Regions from separate parts of the Homo sapiens genome. Here region 1 is linked to region 2. A link is a contact called in ENCODE Hi-C or POLR2A ChIA-PET data. All regions are on one chromosome and are shown on one strand. The core of a region is the stretch at or near the end of the contact, and the rest is flanking DNA. Distances in the headings are between cores, read along the strand shown. Region 1 overlaps CD99L2 (CD99 molecule like 2). Region 2 holds the start of HMGB3 (high mobility group box 3).

Region 1 (6,302 bases), core at 3,310-5,809, 110 kb after region 2:
CTACCTACTCCCTAAAAGCCTGCAGGCAGAGCTAGTGGCTGCTGCTGGCATCAGGTAGCACCTCACGTGTGAGGCTCTCATAGCCCCATTTGTTTAAATGTCTCTGCCACTAGACCGAGGCCAAGAACTCTGGTTTTCTAATCTTTCTGTCTCCTCTAGTACCTGGTACTCCATAGGTCTTTGGTTTATGGTGACTAAATGGTCCCATGCTAACTTCCTGGTTCTATAACCCTATGAAAAGCATTCACTGCAGGATTTCCTTTGAAATGAAAGCTCCTTAGGTCATTGGAAATAGGATTGAATTTGCAGAAACTTGAATCACAGCAGCAGGTTCAGAACTTGTGTTCAAGCAGGGCACCCTGGTCCCTGGAAGGTACATCCTGTTTCATGTTTGGGTAGTCAGGCTCAGGCCCTGGTTGGAGGCCAGGTGTATTTATAGTGAGCCAGGCATGTGACTCATCTCTTCCCCATCTCATGCTCTGGGTGCTTGGCTCCTTCTCATTCCTCTTCTCCCTTCCTGTTATGCAGACCAGCCTCAGTTTTAGATGGTAGACTCCAACCCGATTCCCTGCAGTGTCTCACTAGAATCATCTTTATGCTACCTTCCCTGTGAATGTAGGATCCTGAAATGGACTTTTCATTTTTTATGGCTTTAAAAAAATTGAGATATAATTCACATCCCATACAATTGACCATTTTAAAGTGTGCAATTCAATGGCATTTAGTGCGTTCACAAGGCTGTGCGTCTCTCACCAGCTCTGAAACACTTTCATCACTGCAAAAAGAGACCCTGTATCTATTAAGCAGTCACTCCATATTTGTCCCACCTCACAACCCTGGGCAACCACGAATTTACTTCTAGTCTGTATGGATTTGCCTATTCTGGACATTTCTTGTAAGTGGACTCATACCGTATGTGGCTTTTTGCAACTGACTCGTTTCACTTAGCATCATGTTTTCAAGGCTTATCCAGGTTGTAGCATGGATCAATGCGTCTTTGTTCCTTTTTGTGGCTGGATTATATTCCACTACATGGATGTACCTCTCCCACTAGAACTCTGCTCTGTGAGGTCGTCAGCTGCAGCCACCTCATTCGAGGATGTTTCTCAGGGCTGAAATGAGAGCTGGGCACCTGTTCATGCTCGTCGGTAACCAGCTGTTGGATAAATGAGTAGAGGCTGCTGGTTTTTTCCCAGTGTCTGGTAATGCTCGGTGATATTCCTCAATGGAGAGCTGGCTGGGAGGATGGGAGTGGACACAGGTGGAGGGGGAAGGCTGCATGCTGGAGCTGTAGGTGGTGAGTGACCAGGTTGGGGCCAACTGAACAGGGACTGCTTCTTGGTGCCAGGCCTGCTCAGGCCACTGGCCCATCCTCTACTGTTTGCTGAGCTTTGCTCCTTCCCATACCTTTCCTTGTTCCTATTTGCATTTTAAACACTGTCCTATTTAGAAATTAACAGAGGGAGAATTGATGTCTTTTTGATATTGGGTCCCCTTATCCTCAACCTAGTGTGTCTTTTCATTTGCTCAAGTCTTCTTTTGTGTTCTTCAGTAGTGGGGGATTTTTTTTTTTTTAACTGCTCCTTGCAGAGCAGGGCTGCCTTATAGGCAGTGTGCCCAGAGTAGCCTTCAGTAGTGTTTTAAATATTTTTCCACTCGTATCTAGTATAGTTCTTAAGTTTTTTTTTTTTTTTAACATATTGAGGTATAATTTACACACAGGAAAACTTTCTGATATTAAGATCTTCAGTAGTCATCTTTGGTAGTGTTTTAAAATTTTGTTGCTCAGTTCTGGTATGTTTCCTAAACATTTTTTTAATGAGGTATAATTCACATACAGTAAAATGCTAACATATTAAGATCTTTAAGTTCAGTCAGTTTCAATGAGTGCATATCAAGACAGAACATTTTCTGTCACCCCCAGAATGTTCCCTCATAGCACTTCCCCACCTTGCCCCCAGCAACCACTGATCTGTTTATGAGTGTTTTTTTGTTTGTTTTTGTTTGAGACAGGGTCTCACTCTGTCACCCAGGCTAGAGTACAGTGGCACAATCACAGCTCACTGCAGCCTTGACCTCCCGGGCTCCAGCAATCCTTCCACCTCAGACTCCCAAGTAGCTGGGACCATAGGCATGTACCACCATGACTGGCTGATTTTTAACTTTTTTGTAGAGACAGGGTCTCCCTACATTGCCCAGGCTTGTCTTGAACTCCTGGGCTCAAGTGATTCTCTTATCTCAGCCTCCTGAAGTGCTGGGATGACAGGTGAGCCGTTGTGCCCAGCCTGATCTGATTTTTATACCATAGGTTAATTTTATCTCTTCTAGAATTTCATAGAATTGAAACTATAGATTATTTCCTTTTTTGTTTCTAGCTCTTTCATGCAGCATAATGTTTTCAAGATTCAGCCGTACTGTATGTGTCAGCATTCCTTTTCACTGCTGAACAGTTTTCCATTATGTGCATCTATTCTATTTATCTATTCTCCTATTGATGGACACTTGGGTTATTTTCACTTTAGAGCTATTACAAATCAAGCTGCTGCGAATATTTGTGTCCAAGGCTTTTTGGGGATATGTTTTCATTTCTCTTGGATGGAACCTAGGAGTGAGATTGCTGACTCATGGGGTGTGAAGATGTTTAACTTTTTCTAAGAAACAGTTAGAGTTTTCCAAAGTGGTTGTACCATTTTCTACTCCTACCAGCAGTATATGAGTTCCAGTTCCTCTGCACCATATCCAATATTTGCTGGTGTTCGGCTCCTCCAGCTTTGATTTTTCTGTCATTCCAATCTTATCAACCTTCAGTCTGAATCTGTGGATGCCCTCCCTACCTGCCTCGTGTTTCTAGTGCTTTCATGAATGTATTTGCTTGTAGGCTGCTTTTCTGATATTTTCCAGGGGTTTTGAGAGATAGAGGATATAAATATGAGTGCTTGAGCAAGAGGTCAGAGCCTGTTTTTAGTTATGTGAGTAATCTCTGGTGTGGGGTTACAGCTTGAGGTTGAAGGTAAAAAAAAGGACCAACTGTTCCCCTGTCTTGTCATTTTCCTCCTTTCTGCATTTTCAAAGCAGCAAATAGCAAAAATGATTTCTGTGTCTTCTAAGCCTTCTGATAAAGGAATATTAACCTTTTGGCCCAAGCCTTACTGCACATCCAAGAATAAGTTATTTAAAAGGAAATGGGACTGTCGACATTTCCCACAATTTTAAATGTTAAAAATCCTTTTGTGTGTGGGAGGCATAGGGATTGTTTCGCTAGTTCCTGTAGATGCTCAGCCCTCAGCCAGCGTGCCAGATGGGTGCGAGTGCTCCCGTCACTCCTCGCATTCCCCCTCTTCTCAGGAGTGTATGTGCACAGTTCTGCTTGTCCCTTATACAGGAAAATAACTGCTTGCTGCCTTTTCTTCCCTCCTGGAGCAAGGCGGACTCTCCCAAGAGAGTTAGGGATTCTGGGGCTGCTAGGATGGGGGGGTGCAGTGCAGTGGGGTGAGACAGTGGCTCTGGCTGTCCCAGCCCCTGTTAAAGGAGGGGTGTAGGAGGTGGAGCCTTTCTGGTGGCAGCAGTTCCTGAGCCTGGGAGGAGGGAGGAATATGTGATGAGGACATCCTTTGTGACCAGGCATTAAAACATTGAATATGAAACCTGTAGTTCTGGGGTTTGATGCATTGATTAGTATGATACCTCCACAGAGCAGGATGACAAATTTGCAACCTCTGCCTCACTGGCTAAGCAATTCTTCTGCTTCAGCCTCCTGAGAAGCTGGGATTACAGGCACATGCCACAATGCCCGGCTCATTTTTGTACGGACTGCTTCCTGGCAGTTTAGTACCATGAAGGCATTGTGACTTGTTTACTCCAGCCTCTGGAAGTATGGCTTAAAATCTGTGCACTCTGTAATTCGTCCGCCTGTCTTTGGCTGTCTGTTAGTCCATCAGAGCTGTGTTGCACGGAACATAAACATGCTTTCACAGAGGAACATGCCAGCCTGGGAGGGAAGCCCAGGCAGTAGGCTTGCTGACTTTTAATATCTCCTTTAAGCAGAATTTAGCATAGCCAGAGAGGGTGGGGTTGGGGTGGGCAGAGCAGGGAAGAAACCTAATTATGCAAATTTTGATCTTAAAGCTTTATTCGTATGTTTCCTGGCAGGCTGTTCTTTAATCTCAAGAGCAAGATTGCTCAGAATTACCATATATTCTAGTTAATTGCATTAAAATTATAGCAAAGGTTGTTTTTGCTATAATCAAGAGTGATTCTGATTAATACTTATGAAATCAAATGCCTCACCAGCAGTGGGGATGAGAACAACCTTGCCAGTCAGCTATTCCCTCCCCAGTCTTCCCTCCCCAGTCTCCCCTCCCCATCTTCCTCCAAAAGGCCAAAGATACAAACATGTTTGAAAGAGTTTTTTTTTAAAACTACTTGCTTATATGGATAGTCATTTTCAAAGAACACTTCTCAAAGAGGGAGTCTGATTATTTTCTTCTCTCTTTAGTACAAAGGTTGTAAAATAGCTCTTTATTGAGGAAGGCAAAGAGAGGGCCTGAGCAGACGCCTTGGCTGGCAACAGTGACACAAGCACATGCCGTCCTCTCCTGACTGGCTAGCTGTGGACTGGCAGCCACTCAGGGCACTCTGAAGGGTGTTTTCTGTCAGATCAGTAGAGCACCTTGGGAAGATCCAGAAGAAATCTGGAGAAGACACAATCACACACATACCGAAAACATTAGAATTACATACAAATATGAGATAGAAACAAAGTGGAAATGAACTAGAGTAAGGTATGTCCAAAGTGCTTAGTGGAGGGACCAGGGTGATGGCAGTGGGCCTGAAGGAAATGACTGGATGCAAGAGGGATTTGTTAGGTCGAATTGACTGGCCTCATTGATGGGTCGGATGTGGGTGGTGAGGGGAAGGAGTTGTCATGGGTAATGCCCAAGTTTCTGGCTTGAGGAGCAGTGGTGCCATTTCCTCAGATGGCAATGGTTTGTACAGGTCTCCCTGCACACATGGGAGTTAGATGCTGAGAAGTTAACTTACAAGGTGAGATTTCCAGGAGGTTCCTTTGGAGGTTCTTAGGCTGGATACAGAACCTAGACATTCCTACTAGTGATGAGAGAACAGACTCACAAGGAGAGGCATTTCACAGGGACCATCATCGGGACAAGCTCATTTTCAGAAAATACTAAACTTATTATCCAGGAAAGTCTCATTCACTTGCCTTGACCATGAGAGAAACTATTGAAGAGCAGAGAATTTGGCAGATTGCAAAAGAGAACATCACAGAAATCTGATCCAGCATCATAGTCATCTTTGTTTATTGATCCTCATGTGTGTAACTCAGTTTTAATCATCTTCTGCCACGAGGCCATCACAAGTATGCTTCCATGGATTCTATTCAAAGGATTGGAGTCTTCACAGGAAACCACCTACATCCCTGAGCCTCTGTCCTCTTAAAACCCAGGCTGATAGCAACAGAAAGTGAAACACCACATGTTCTCACTCATATATGGAAGCTAAATAAAGTTAATCTCATAGAAGTAAAAAGTGGATTCGAGGATACTAGAGGCTGGGAAGGCTAGGGGGAAGGGGGCAGTTAGGAAGAGATTTTGTAAAGGATACAAAATTACAGCTAGATAGGAAGAATAAGTCTAGTGTTCTATACTATTAGGATGACTACAGTTAACAAGAATATATGTTTCTTGTGTATGTGTGTGACAAGAGTCTCACTGTGTCACCCAGGCTGGAGTACAGAGATCTTGGCTCACTGCAACCTCTGCCTCCCAGGCTAAGCGATTCTTCTGCTTCAACCTCCCGAGTAGCTGGGATTACAGGCATGTGCCACCATGCCCAGCTAATTTTTGTAGTTTTAGTAGAGGTGGGGTTTCACCATGTTGGCCAGGCTGGTCTCGAGCTCCTGATCTCAAGTGATCTGCCCGCCTTGGCCTCTCAAACTGTTGGGATTATAGGCGTGAGCCACTGTACCCAGCCAAGAATATATGGTTTTAAATAGCCAGAAGGAGGATATTGAATGTTACCAACATGAAGAAATGATAAATGTTTGAAATGATGGATACGCTAATTACACTAATGTGGGCACCATACAATATATTATTATTATTATTATTATTATTATTATTATTATTATTATTTTTGAGATGGAGTCTCACTCTGTCGCCTAGGCTGGAGTGCAATGGCACAATCTCTGCTGACTGCAAGCTCCGCCTCCCTGGCTCAAGCTGTTTTCCTGCCTCAGCCTCCCAAGTAGCTGGGATTACAGGCATGTGCTACCACGCCCAGCT
Region 2 (5,965 bases), core at 2,846-5,345:
TGCAGGGGGATGGGCCCTTGAGCGCTATGCTAAGTACTCAGCCCAGCAAAGCTGCCACATGCCCTGCAACCTACTGATAGCAGAACCACTGCCTGTTCACCAGTCCAGGCTTCCAGCCCCACCTTACCTTCTCATACTTCTCCTTCAGCTTTGCCGCCTTAGTGATGTAAGGCTGCTTTTCACTGTCATTTAAATTATTCCACATCTCACCCAGCTTTTTTGCCACGTCTCCAATAGAGATGCCGGGGTTTGTGGATTTGATCTTGGGGCGGAATTCTGAACAGAACAGGAAGAATCCAGACCTTGGAAGAATTACATACATTACATGAGAAACCACAAAAAATTTGAGTTAAAGTTGAAATCCCACATTCCTGAGAAGCATCTCCCTCCTACCACTATGACTTCTCCCTAAAGTGAAGTAATCTATGATACCATATACAATGCTACAAAGTTGTAGGTTCTAAAATATATAAGGTTAGAAAAATATGTGGTGCGCGGCTCACGCCTGTAATTCCAGCACTTTGGGAGGCCGAGGCAGGCGGATCACCTGAGGTTGGGAGTTTCAGACCAGCCTGACCAACATGGAGAAACCCCGTCTCTACTAAAAATATAAAAAAAATTAGCCGGGCATGGTGGTGCATGTCTGTAATCCCAGCTACTCAGGAGGCTGAGGCAGGAGAATCACTTGAACCCAGGAGGTGGAGGTTGCAGTGAGCCAAGATCACACCTTGCACTCCAGCCTGGTCAAGAGCGAAACTCCATCTCAAATATGTATGCGTGTGTGTGTGTATGCATATATAAAATATATGCGTATATATACGCGCATATATATATGGTGCTCTGTGTGTGTGTATGCATATATAATACATATGCGTATATATACGCGCATATATATATGGTGCTGTCCCAGTCTTTCAATTACTAGGAAAGGCATAAAGAACATACTTCAAGGACCCTGACAACCAAAACTAGAGTGCCTCCTTCACAATGGAAAGGCCAACAGACAACCACTGTGAATGTGCAAGCACAGCCCACAAACACTTCAGCCTTAACCACAGACAACGCTGGCACTGCATCGTAAAGCCCAAGTACAGAATGGTTTGCAGAGGTATTGCCATCTTTTAAGTATCTTTTAAAAAATATTTCATTTTGAAATGAAATACAGGACGACCAAAAAACCAAATCCTCCAAGCAGAAGAAAAGGTATTAATTGTTATCTTGAATCCTATAGTCACTTACGGTGGCCTTTTGGGAGCATTAGGATCCTTCTTCTTCTTGCCTCCCTTAGCTGGTCCATAATCCTTCATTTCCCGATCATAGCGCACTTTATCTGCCTTTGCCATTTCATCAAATTTAGATTTCTCTTTCCCGGACATCGTCTGCAAAGAACAGGACTCGTTAAATCCCTCGATGCAGTGAACACATACCTATTCAGTTTCTTGTGATTAAACTAGCAGTTGCTAGAACCACTTGCAAAAGGGGGTAGGTAAAGGCCTGAAACCTGTGCAGGGCCTTAAAAAAATAAAAGCACACACACAAAATTCTTAAGACAAGCAAAAATGATTCTAAGTAAAAGTAAAAGAGGAAGCAAGCAGCTATCTGGGAGAAAATCTGAAGGTAAGTAACCCCAAAGTAAGAAACCCAACTAAGACTAGTTTGAAGGGTACCAAAGAAAAATACCTTCCACCTCTCAGAGCACTTCTTGGAAAATTCCGCAAAATTGACAGGGACCTCTGGGTTTTTCTTCTTATGTTCTTCTCTGCATGTCTGCACAAAGAAGGCATAAGCGGACATCTTGCCCTTTGGTTTCTTGGGGTCACCTTTAGCCATCCTGACTGTGATAAAAGAGAAACAAAGAAATACAATGAGGAAAAGCAAGGAGGAATTGACAAGAAGTACAAGACGTACCAAAGGCAGAGCAAAACTAAAACTACACTTGCTGTTAGGAAGTCCCCTTCCCCCAATGCCGGACACCAGTGGCAGAAGGCAGAGTAGGAAAGAAATCAGCTTCATTGTCGCTTGTCATTTAACTTTTGACCAGCACGAAGCGCGCTGGTTTGCGAGTTACTTCTCAAAAGCGATCAAGTGCTCCAAATGGAGCCGACCCAAGTAGGGTACTCAGTGTTACGTTTACAGAACTGCTATGTTTTGGAAACTACAATCACAAAGTGGGAAGGGTAGAGAGAGGACACATTTGGTGGGGGTGATAGAAGCTTGAAATCTATGACTTAAGACTATCTGGTCATCTGCTAACTGTTAACACAATTAAAAACAACAACTCTTACCACTGCTGAACACAAGACCAAAGCAGGAGAACTATACGTAGGGGACATCTGAAATTGTCACTATTGTTGATGTGTTTTGGCTTACTAAAAAAACGGCTTTACAACACGGGAGATCTGGAAAGTGAGCAGGTACCCCCGTACTATTAGTTCAATTCATCACTTCGTCACTATCTAAAGGGGGAGGGTGTATAAAAAGGGCTAGTCGTGCTCATCTGTAACCCAGAATGCAGGTCCAGCCGAGAACACTTTCTCCAAAGTTTCCAAATAAAAATGCAGCTGCGGCATGTCATCGTCCCTGTCCCACCCCCCAGCTTCCCGCCATCTTTTCCTTTTCCCACACCCAAGGTCATCATGTAAAACTAAAGAGCTCCCCTTGGCAGCAGCCGCCCAGGAGGCTGCCCAACAGAGACCCGCAGCGGCGGCCCGGGCGGGGCGGGACCGGGAGCGGGGGAGTCCCGGCCGGCAGCAGGCAGCCCGCCTCGGCCCCCGTGCCGGGTCACCGGGACACCCGTAATTCACCTTCCATTTTGTCAAAAGCCTCCTGATGAAAGAAAGTGCCCCTGAAATCCGCCGCTGTCATCCCCGGGGGACGCGCGGGGCCGGGGGCGGCGGCGGTGGCGGTGCGCGGGGGGTGTGCGGCCGGGCCGGCGGCAGCCGCGGCACTGGTGGCGGCGTCCGCCGCGCCTCGGAGTCCCACTCGCTAAAATGGCTGATCCGCGCGCGGCCGGCGCGGGCGGCGGCGACAGCGGCGAACAAAGCGGCCCGGGCCCCGCCGCCGCCGCCCGCCCGTCGGCCCCCACCCCGCCCCGCCCCGCCCCGCCCGGGCCGCCCGGGGGCTCGGGGGCCCGGGCCGGACCTCCCCGCCCCCCGGCGCGGGGCGCACTCCTCGGGATAACAAAGGCGCCCGTGCAGCCATGACGCTCGGCCGCTCCAGGGCCCGCAGCGGCGCCCCCGGCCCTCCGAGCCGCCCGCCCCGGGCCGCGGGCGCCGGGGCCGAGGCCGGAGCCCGCCGGGCGCCCCGCCGACCGCTCCGCCCGCCTCCCCTGCCCTCGCCGGAGGCCAGCGCCGCGCCAGCCATGTTAGCGGCGGCGGCGGCGCCGGGCGGGCGGGAGGCGAGAGGGGGGCGGCCGGCCCGCGCCCCCCCGGGCCACCGGGCGCTCCGCGACGGCCATGTTAACGCAGAGCCAGCGGCGTAGCCTGCGGGCCCGCGCGGCGCCGGGCCAAGCCCGGGAGCGAAGTTTGCCCGTGCGGCGGCCCCCGGCGGGCACCAGCCGCGCAGCCCCCGGCGGGCACCGGCCGCCCGTTCCCCAGCGGAGTCCGTCGCGGGCCGGGGAACTCCCGGCCCCCTTCCCGCTGCCGCCGCCCAGCGCCCACAGCCCGCAGCCGCCCCTCTGCTCGCCCAGCCGCCGCAGCCGCAGCTGCCCAAACATCTGGCCTCGGGGGCCCTGGGTTCCCGGCTGCGGCCCCTGGGGCCGCCACGGGCGGGCGTCCGCCGAGGGGGCCGACCCCCGAAAGCGGGGAGCTCGGGGAACGCGTTGGAAAAGTTGAAACACCTGAATTGCTTCTTCCTTCCCGGCCGCCTAGCAGGAGGGAAGGCGGAGGGGGCGGGAAGGGAATGGGGAGTAGAGGCAGGGGGAGGCGGCGGCAGGGCGCGCTCACGGCGGCGCGGGCCGGAAAGTTGTGCGGGCGCTGCGGCGGCGGCGGCGGCGGCGGCGGCGGCGGCGGCGGCGGCGGCGGCGGCGGCGGGAGCGGGCGGTGCGAGACGTACCTGTATTGTTCGCTAGTCTGGGCAGCGCAGGGCACGACGCGCGGCTCAGCGCTCCCCAGCCTCGCGCTAGCTGCCTCCACGAGAGCCGCCTGATTGGCCAGCGGGCTCTGCCGTTTAAAACAGCCTCCTCGCCTGGCCATTGGCTGCGGGCCTCATGCATATTAAGCAGGCGTGGACGCCCATTGGGCGCGGCTGCTGGGATCATTCATTCAAACAGAACGACCCGCCGGCGCCGGCTACGGAGGCCAAACAGGGAAAGACCTAGTCTCGCCTGCCCGCCCCGCCCACCTCGCCAGCCCCCTCGGGGAACAGAACTGGGATCGCCAAGGGCTTTGAAGAGGTGGCCCTGCGATTCCCGGAGGCCTCGGCCTCTGGCGTGGGAAGATGAAGTCCAGCCCCGCTGCGCTGCCCTCTGCTCCCACCGCACCGCGGCCTTGGCGCCCCTGGCCTGCAGTCAGCTCCCCTGCCCGGGGAAACACCCCTGGGCCCACCACGAAGGGCCGATGGTAGACCACCTCTACCCGGTTCGGCCGCGGCGCCGCGACAGAAACGCGGCGGCAGCTCGCTCCTCGATGCCTGGCGGAGGGCAGCTGCTTGCTCGCCAAGACCTCGGGATTTAGTCCTCGGATCTCGCTGCCTATCCGAAAGCCACCTGATTCCGCTTCTGCGGATCGTGCTCAACTAGGCTCTTTCCACTAAATGCCAGAAGGTCTTTATTTGCGCCCGAAATTGCGGAACCGACGGGCTAAAAGAGGAAAACAAAATTTGGCAAGAGCAGAGAATTTGTGAGAAATTGTAGTTTTGTGGGCAAAGAATAACACTTTTCTTCTTACCCTCTTCACTGTCTCGGTTCAAGGCCCTCATTCCCTCTGCTCTCCTGACACACCCTAGAGCAAAGAATTAAAGCTTCGGGAATGAATGAGTGAATGAATGAATGAATGGGATTTGACTTGATCTCCACTTTGCCATTGGCTGGTGGTATGGCCTTGAGCTAGTCACTTCTTTGGGGATTCAGGCAATGTTTTTCAAAGTATAGGAGCCGCAGTGTCACTTCTGTAAGGGATGTTCTGAAATTCGTGGGGCCGGTGCCTGGATGACTGGCAGGTGTTGCTGGAATTCAATAAGAGGAAGGAACGGCCGGGGATACTAAATATCCTACATTGCATAGGACAGTCCCACGCAAGGAAGAAATACTCCACTTCAAATGCAAGTATCAGCCCTATTTGGAAAGAAAGTATCTGAGGGCCCTTGCCTGGAAAGAATGAAAGGGTGAGAAAAAGAGCAGTTTAAAGATTGACAGTTGGAGAAAATAATGCAAAGGAAGAGATGTCATGAGTTTGGTTTTTCTTTTCTTTGAAAGGCCAAGAGATCCAGCTATTTATGAGTCCTATATTCAGAAATAAGCCCCACCAGAACATGAATTTTCCAAATGCTGCTTCCAGAAACCGTGGCTGAGTTTGAGGTGTGCAAAGGATCTGGCTTCACAGGGCACCTGCTTCTTCACCCCTACGCCCCCTCTTACCAACTCCTCTGAGCCTCCCAGCCAAGCCTGAGCCCCTGAAGCTGGTGCTGTTGGCTCCCATCATCAAGGTTCCAATCCAGATCAAAAGGCAAAGATAGAGGCCAAGCGCGGTGGCTCATGCCTGTAATTCCAGTACTTTGGGAGGCTGAGGCAGGCGGATCACGAGATCAGGAGTTCAAGACCAGCCTGGCCAATCTGATGAAGCCCCGTCTCTACTAAAAATACAAAAAAATTAGCCAGGTGTGGTGATGCATGCCTGTAGGAGGCTGAGGCAGGAGAATCGCTTTAACCTGGGAGGTGGAGGTTGCAGTGAGCCAAGATCATGCTACTGCACTCCAGCCTGGGCAACAGAGCAAGACTCCGAAAAAAAAAAAAAAAAGGCAGAGATAG

The links. Hi-C counts contacts between places; a loop is a spot of excess contacts on that map. ChIA-PET counts read pairs that join two places held with the same protein, here RNA polymerase II (POLR2A). Pooled maps may share reads with other maps.
Region 1: a loop to region 2 is called in a pooled map, with 3 times the contacts of the local background. The contact joins the enhancer-like site here to the promoter of HMGB3 in region 2. A Hi-C loop is called at or near these places in 4 of 50 pooled maps. POLR2A ChIA-PET finds 5 or more read pairs at or near these places in 4 of 52 experiments (HEK293T, Panc1 and WTC11).

What each region holds. Positions count from the first base shown.
Region 1 is chrX:150,867,935-150,874,236 of GRCh38, reverse strand. The region is part of intron 1 of CD99L2 (CD99 molecule like 2); the gene reads left to right. Among named protein-coding and RNA genes, the nearest start is that of CD99L2, 28 kb to the left of the region's middle. Within about 2 kb of position 4,559, at least 4 of the 41 ENCODE cell types and tissues checked have a DNase peak (open chromatin) inside an H3K27ac peak, as active enhancers do.
Region 2 is chrX:150,981,465-150,987,429 of GRCh38, reverse strand. HMGB3 (high mobility group box 3) reads right to left here and starts at 4,095. Exons shown (of 5, transcript NM_005342.4): 1 at 4,054-4,095; 2 at 1,681-1,835; 3 at 1,240-1,379; 4 at 128-302. The coding sequence starts at 1,830. RefSeq lists a silencer at 4,065-4,264 and an enhancer at 4,386-5,081.